Linked DNA regions of Homo sapiens: region 1 is linked to region 2. A link is a loop called in an ENCODE intact Hi-C map of the cell type or tissue named here. Cell type or tissue: HepG2. All regions are shown on one strand.

Region 1 (4,000 bases), 440 kb after region 2:
TAAAAATGAGACAATGGACTTTGGGAATTCCGGGGCAAAGACTGGGAGGCAGGTAAGGCATAAAAGACTCCATATTGGGTACAGTGTACACTGTTTGGGTGACAGGTGCACTAAAGTCTCAGAAATCACCACTAAACAACTTATCCATGTAACCAAAAATCACCTGTACCCAAAAAACTATTGAAATTAAAAAAAAAAATTAATAGCCAGAGAATTGATTAGGAAACAGACTCCCTACCACATAGGCCAGTCCACTCATTCCACGTGCAGAAATTGGAAAGTACAGCTAATTCCTAAACGGCATGCAGATGTCACAGCCAGACCACTCTTATACCCCAGTCCCTCACCAAAAGAAAATCACAGTAAGCATATTTACTGCAAGTGGTTACCCTTAAGCCAAAAGGTCTACTACACAAGGGAGCATCCAGGATACAGGCCATGTAATGACTGAATAAACATACCAAATATACCACTAAATTACACTGGGAAGGGAGCATATAGAAAACTTTATCACCTAACATCCTATCAGACACAGCAATTAAAACAGGCATTCTTATCTATAATACAAAAACTGATACTCCTAATGAAGGCCAGGACGGGAGGAAAAGGAGGGAGCACCATTCACTAGATCAGGCTGGGAAACAGATCTAGTCTTCATCATACCTGCTTTGTGGCCCTCAAAGTCAAGGCAGCTCCTGCAAATGGACCACCCATCTGCTCCCTGTTGTTATCCGCAATACCAAGACACATAAAGATAATTCCAGCTATGGACCACAGAAAAGAAACAGCCCCCACTGCCTGCCCTACAAGGGGATCTGATCCCTGCAAGGTTGATTCTGTATATTATTTAAAAAGTAACAACATATAAATAATTAATATAACTAGCCAAAATGCAGTAAGTTTAAATAGAAGTCAGAGGAAGAGATGTAAGTTTAGGAGAACATCCTCAAAACAGGTAAGAACATATTTCCAGCCTGTTAACTTTAAAACGAACATACCTATTATTACATATTTATCCACCTAGGCATTGAAATGAATTAGGTTAAGTCAAAATGCTGGTGAGGATTTGGAGCAACAGGAATGATCTAGTACACACACATATTTCTATGCCAGCACCTGAGAGAGCTTAAAAGCAACAATACCCCTGTAGCAACGAGCACACCTAATGCCCAGATCTCTTTCTAATACAATCCTTCAATAAAGGAACCAGCACTCCTTGAAGAAATGGTCGATTCTAGGAGAGAAGCAGGAAATATACTGATGCACCTGAAGTTCTTATAGTGCCAGGAAATAAGAAAGTTCTCAAAATAAAAAATCTACATAAATGAGTATGTCAAAAGGACATAGGAGCCAACTGAAAGAGCTCCCAGTGGTGAAAGCTGGAGCAGCAAAATAAAGTACCAGTGAACTATAACCCAAAGTATGAATAAATATCCGTTAAGTCCACACTGACATCAGTAAGTGATTGAATCAACAAATTGGAAAAAGAGACCAAGTCCACACTGACATCAGTAAGTGATTGAATCAACAAACTGGAAAAAGAGACCAATCTCCCTTACAGAGAAGTTCCAAGTATTTACATAGATACTTTGCCCTCAAAAAAGGTAGAGCACAACCCACTCCTTGAGCATGGGTTACACATGGGACTTCCTTCCAAAGAGTACAGTGTGGAAAGTGGGGAAGAGGAGTAACTGCACGGTGGTGAAACCTGACAACACTACTTCAGCCAGATGGTCAAGTTCAATATCAACAGTGAACATTCATGTTGAAAGGCTGTACCCTTAATATGATGTAATAACAATGGCATTTTACACCACTGTGGTTTTCCTCCCCAAAACCCAAAACACTAGTCTAATCATAAGGATAACATCAGACGAATTCCAACAAAGGGGCATTGTATAAAAAGCTTGAAATACTCATGACAACACTATAAACCAGTCCTCAACACTGCTAAGTCATCGAAAACAAGAAAAGTCTGAAAAACTGTCACAGACAAAAGGAGCCTAAAAAGACATAAAAACTAAGTGCAACGTGGTGTTGTAAATGGGATCCTGGAATAGAAAAAGACATGAAAAACACTAAGAAAATCTGAATAAACTATGGACCTTAGTAAATAAATACCAGTGACTCACTACTGGTTCATTAATTGTGGCAAATGTATCATACCAACAGAAGATCTTGGTAATAGGAGCAACTGGGTGCAGGGTATATAAAAACTCTGTACCACCTTCTCAATTTTTCTGTAAATCTCAAACTATCTTACAATACAAAGTCTACTTTAAAAATAAAAATAAAAGAAATTAGGACATTTGACATCCAAGAAAAGCAGTCTAAATAGAAACAGGATAGTATCTGAGCCACATCTGACAACTTTAACAACACAGATTGGCACTTTGTGACAAAAGATATGCTGATGAATACAGGATACACTTAGAAAGAAATTATCTTTAATCTATTTTCCACAGATATTTAGGTCTACAGCACTCCTTATATAAACTAATTAAGCAAGATTAGTGTTTAGACCTGGCAAAAATTAGATTACATTTTTAAAAAATTTAATAGCTTACAGATTTCTCAAGATTATATTTTTTTAAAACACGTTAGAAACATGATGACTTAGCAAAATTATTTCAAGGGACATTTTTTAAATTCACCAGCACCAAAACTGCCTTTGGAATTTTTCAAATAAAATAATCAGGCCTCTTTTTTATATATATATATATATATATACACACACACACACACACACACACACACTCACACACACACACACACACACACACATACATATATATATATTTTTTTTTAAGGCAGTGTCTCACTCTGTGACCCAGGCTGGAGTACAGTGGCACAATGACAGCTCACCCCAGCCTCCATCTCCCGGGCTCAGGTGATCCTCCCACCTCTGCCTCCCGAGTAGCTAGGACTACAGCCGCCACCATGCCTGCCTCATTTTTGTATTTTTTGTAGAGATGGGGTTTCACTGTGTTGTGCAGGCTGGTCTTGAACTACTGGGCTCAAGTGATTCGCCCACCTTGGCCTCCCACAGTGCTAGTATTACAGGCGCAAGCCACCGTGCCTGGCCAAGACTATTTTTAAAAAGTCAAATATTCTGTTTTTCAATATTTCAAGGGTTAAATAAATTACAACAGCCACTGTCTCTCATATGACTACCAGCATTAAGTGCTTTCTGGGTCATTATCTTTACTCTTACAACAATACTCCAAGGTCAGTATTATGCCTGTTTTACAAATAATTAAACATACTAATAAAAAATAAGAAAGAGCTACTAACTGGGCTGGGATTTGAACCCAGGTCTATCTCACTCTTACATTTCCCCCTATGCCATGCAAATGGCAAACTTACATGGGCAAAAATCTCTAAAGAGATTTGAAATCTGCAGATCTATATTTAGAATCAAACGTCTGACAGCAATCTCATTGTATATCTTAGTAGGATATATTCTAAGAACAAAAGTAGTATAAAAATCTTGAATTAAGTTTGCTATTAATCATGGCATTAGTGTTATAATTCTGAAACTATTTGTGTATGTTGTAACTTGAAGCAAATGAGTAAATACATTAGAGGTGCTAGGAGCCAGGGTTTCTTCTGTGAGACTGGAAACATGAATACGAGATATGGGAAAAGGAAGAACCCTGTGGAACTGGATCTGAACTGGAGATTTCAGTATGAACTCATGATATTTTAAAATGTATATTTTCTAGCTCTTTAAAGAGGGCTAGAAGTAATCCACCACTAGAAATGAGCACACCTAATACTCAGATCTTGGTTTCTAAATACCACCCTCTTTCCCCTTAAGGAACCAAGGGTTCCTGGAGAAAGAGCTGACCGTAGGTCTGGAGCAAGGAATGTGAAACATTCCTGGAGCAAGGAAAAGGTGAACGCCTGTATCATCTTGTGCAAGAAAACAAAGGACTCTAGATTGACCAAGAAAAAAAGAAAGAAGATTCAAATTATTAGAATCATATGGCATTGCAAG
Region 2 (4,000 bases):
AGGCTACAATGAGCTATGATGGTGCCGCTGCACCCCAGCCTAAGTGACAGAACAAGATTTTGTCTCTAAAATAAATAAATAAATTCATCCAAAATGCAATGTAATTAAACCAGAGGAAGATCGTGTTGGATGGGGGAGTTGCATGTGTGTGTTTAAAGTTAGGGAACTTCTGTTTACTTTGCAGTGGCCTATCGTGGCATTCAGGGAGAGACTATAACCCAGACCTCCGTTGATTATGGCTTGCACTGGCATTCCGTGGATACTGGTAACTAGCTGATCCCTAGCATGTGCCCCAGGGTCTCTTTACCATCTTCCTTTCCTGGTGAAATATCAGACAGACCAAATATTTACAAAAACATAGAGGGACTCTGTTGCTTGGGTGAGGGTACATGCAAGCAAGGAAACTTTATGGTTCACTTGGTGAAAAGGAAGAGTGGATTTTCCTGCTCTTTGAGAAACTGAGTCTGGGCTTCCTTCCATTCCTTAAGCCCAGGTTAGGCAGAGATGCCTGTTTTCAGAGTGACTGATAACTACGAGCCATGGATACCGTTCTTCTGTCTCCCTGACACCCACTCCAAAAACTGTGTGGAAATTTCTTTCTTTCCTCTTTATCTCTCTGTGTGGGAAGAAAAAATTCCTTTGTTTATGATATACAGGATGAGTAGGAGGCATTTTCTTGATCTTGAATGTGTTTTGTATGCATAAATTGAAAGTTACTTCAGTTATGAAAATGTTTTTTTCCTGCTGTTGGTGCATAATATTGAGTAAGCCTTTTTGGTATTTTAACTGTGAGAACAGCTTAAGTACTACGAATTGAAATGAACCTGCTGAGTATAAGTAGTAACTGACTTTAATGACTTTAACAACAGGTTCATAAAACACATTAAGATATAAGTTTAAATAATGAACTCTCTGAAATCTAAGTACATACAAATTTACATGGTAGATGAGCTGCTTTAAGACTTATTCAGTTGGACACAGTTTTAAACATTGAAAATTGTGAACTAAAAACATCTATATTGAATCAAAAAGACTTCAACCTAATCTTATCCATAAGTAGGCTGAAATAATATTTTATTTGAATGAAAATCCCAAATGCCCAGGGTTTTTTTCATAACACTGAAATGTAATTCATTACTTTATTTCGTAGCTCAGATATTATTGTCCTATACATGATGCAGTTGTTTGTCCTAGAGGCATGCCCTGTCTAATACTTAGCACTGTGGTATATTAAAATAGATTGGGTAAATGAAAATTAACTACTGGTATCAGTTGGCTAGCTAGGGATGTCATTCTGTTTTACATTCCTATTTTTATAGTCATTATATAATTATCAATATTCAGCTAATGATATTGAACTTTCCCTGAGTCTCACACTTTTGTGTTGCAAAAGTGGCTTACTGCAAAGAACCACCCTTCCCCATATGACTTAGATAAGACATGTGGACTTAACGACTTTGTTTATCTGTGATAAGGCCAGACCTGGATCCTCCAAATTCTCATTTTGTCTTAGTCCACTTTATGTTGCTATAAAAAAGTTAATACAGACTGGGTAATTTATAATGAACAGAAATGTATTTGACTCCAAGTTCTGGAAGCCGGGAAGTCCAGGAGCATGGTGCCAACATCTAGCAAGGATCTTCATGCTGTGTCATCCCATGGCAGAAAGTGGAAGGGCAAAAGAGCATAAGAGTGAGCAAAAGAGGAAAAGGACTAAAGTCATCCTTTTTTTTCTTCAAGAATTCACTTCTTCAATGACCTATTCTCTCAATAACAGCATTAATCCGTTTACGAGGGCTAAGCCGTTATGATCTAATCACTTCTTACAGGTCCCACCTCTCAACACTGTTGCATTGAAGATTAAGTTTCCAACACATGAACTTTGGGGGGTCAAAATCAAACCATGGAATGCTCTTTTTCTCACAAATGATTTGCTGAACGGTTTGCCCCACTGACCAATATGGATTAAATACCCATTGACTTGATGTGATAAAATTTTAATCAAGTCTCCCCACTCCCCAGAAGCTCCTGGATCTTGACCCACCCATGAGCTTAAAGAACAAGGAACAACCCTTCCTTGACTTCCCCTCCTGAGAATCAGCTGATTACAAGACAAGATACTTCCTAACCAGCTGTGCCATCACACCATCCATTCTATGTCCCATCACACCATCCATTCTAAGTCCCCACATCTGTCCTCTCTTGCTTGTGAAAGAAAAGCCCTCTTTGCTTGACTTTTGATGCTTCAGGTCATATGGTCAGAGTGTTCTTCCTATTGCAACAGTTCCTTCCCTTATAGCAAAAATCTCCTCTTTTTGAAAAAAGTCTCCCCTTACCTAGGCCTGGATTTATTTTAATTGACATGGTTTAGGGTTTAAAAATAGAATTCAGGTGATGATTATCCAGAGACTCTGACCAACATTTGCTGTAAAATGTAGCATGTCTGCAAGTGATATCCACGTTTGTGTGATATATCTTTTATCAATGTAGAACTTTACACTTCACAAAGCCCTTGTGCCCACATTATCAGATTTTAATCCTTATTATGAACTGGAGTGAACCATGAGGGAGAACTTCCTGATACAAGGAAAGTAGTGCTTGGATGGACTTAGCCAAGGCCACAGTGATGGGGCTGGCCATTTCTTCTTCTCAGGCACACAGCTAGCCTACACCTTTCACCCACTTGCCTTGTGGAAAGATGGATGCAATTTTCCAGTCCAGCACCTACTGACTCCCATGAAATCCTTCACACTTTTTCTCTTTGTTCATAAACTGTCTAGACCCAACCAAGAATCCAGCAGAAAACCCCAAGACTTTCCAGAGCAGTGGCTTCACAAGCTGGAAGGGGTTGAATCTCTCAAATCACTGCTCAGAGGAGGGCCACCTGACTGGCGTGTTAAATTAAATCACTGAGATGTGGGGTTGTTACGGCAGTACACCTATCCTGGCTAATAAAGAGGGGCCATATATAAAGAAATAAAGAAGGGTCAGCAAAACTAATTCTGCCTGGTTTAAGTTGAAAAAAAAGTATGAACGGACATTAGAGGGCTGGAGAACCAGTCTTGAATTTATGCAACCAGGAGTAGGGCCCAAACCCCACTGCAGGATCACTCCCATGTGGTGGGCACCACTATGCCTCTGGGCATGGGTTCTGCATCTTACCCTTTATATACAGAGCCCAGATGGTCCCACGAGGAGCCCTGGCACTGCTGCCTCCCTCAGCAGAATGGAGACTGTGGCAGCTGCCTTTTCCTTCTCTGGCTGCTGAATTGAAAGTCCTTTGTAGCAGCTCTGATTGGTGGAGCCTGATCACATGGCCCCAGCTGCAGAGGGAGGCTGGGAAGGTGAGTTTCTTCCTTGAATCTGGGGAAGCACAGATTCACTAGGTGGAGAATCCCCTGAAGCATAGGAAGGATGTTCAAAGATGCTTAACTGAAAGAAGAACAAATATTCACAACAAAATTCAAGTTTACTCATGGCAATTTCACTCTGAAGTGCTCTGCAAATTGAATGTGGCAACATTGTCAAGGGATACCACCCTCAGCCACTTGAGGAATGGGCACAGGAGCTATTGGTTGAGTGACTACGTGCCAAGCACTTTCCCATTCTGTATCTCATCAACTTCTCATAAACCTGTAAGGAAGATATTATCAGCCTTCATTTTCTCATGAAGAAACAGGGGTTCACAACAATACGTGATTTGCTCAAGGTCAAACGGCTATGACTATTGAACTTTAAAGCGCACTTTCAACCAAGATGACATGAAGTCTTCATGCATCAACATGCTCTCATCAAAGCAAAACCAATGTCACAAAGAGGAATCCAGATTTTTAAAGGATTTATTTTGTGAAATTGTCCTTCAAATTCTGAAGTTAATCTTGTTTCCTCTCTCACCCCTCTCTCGCCCTCCCAGCCCTCCTCTTCAATCCAAATTCCCAGCTGCCTCCCAGTTTAGATAAAGAGAGAGCTTCTGTAAGGAGCAGAGACTTGAATACAATGA

The links. Hi-C counts contacts between places; a loop is a spot of excess contacts. Peaks named below come from ENCODE experiments on the same cell type or tissue, not always from the same donor. Only the 100,000 strongest peaks of a DNase experiment are listed, where the experiment ranks them.
Region 1: a loop joins it to region 2, with 17 times the contacts of the local background. A loop is called at or near these places in 1 of 110 quality-filtered maps.

What each region holds. Positions count from the first base shown.
Region 1 is chr13:45,498,825-45,502,824 of GRCh38, reverse strand. The region is part of intron 13 of COG3 (component of oligomeric golgi complex 3); the gene reads right to left. Among named protein-coding and RNA genes, the nearest start is that of COG3, 36 kb to the right of the region's middle. In HepG2, no CTCF peak of the experiment used is centred here; a DNase peak (open chromatin) is centred at 1,834.
Region 2 is chr13:45,940,765-45,944,764 of GRCh38, reverse strand. No RefSeq gene overlaps it. Among named protein-coding and RNA genes, the nearest start is that of SIAH3, 91 kb to the right of the region's middle. In HepG2, no CTCF peak of the experiment used is centred here; no DNase peak of the experiment used is centred here.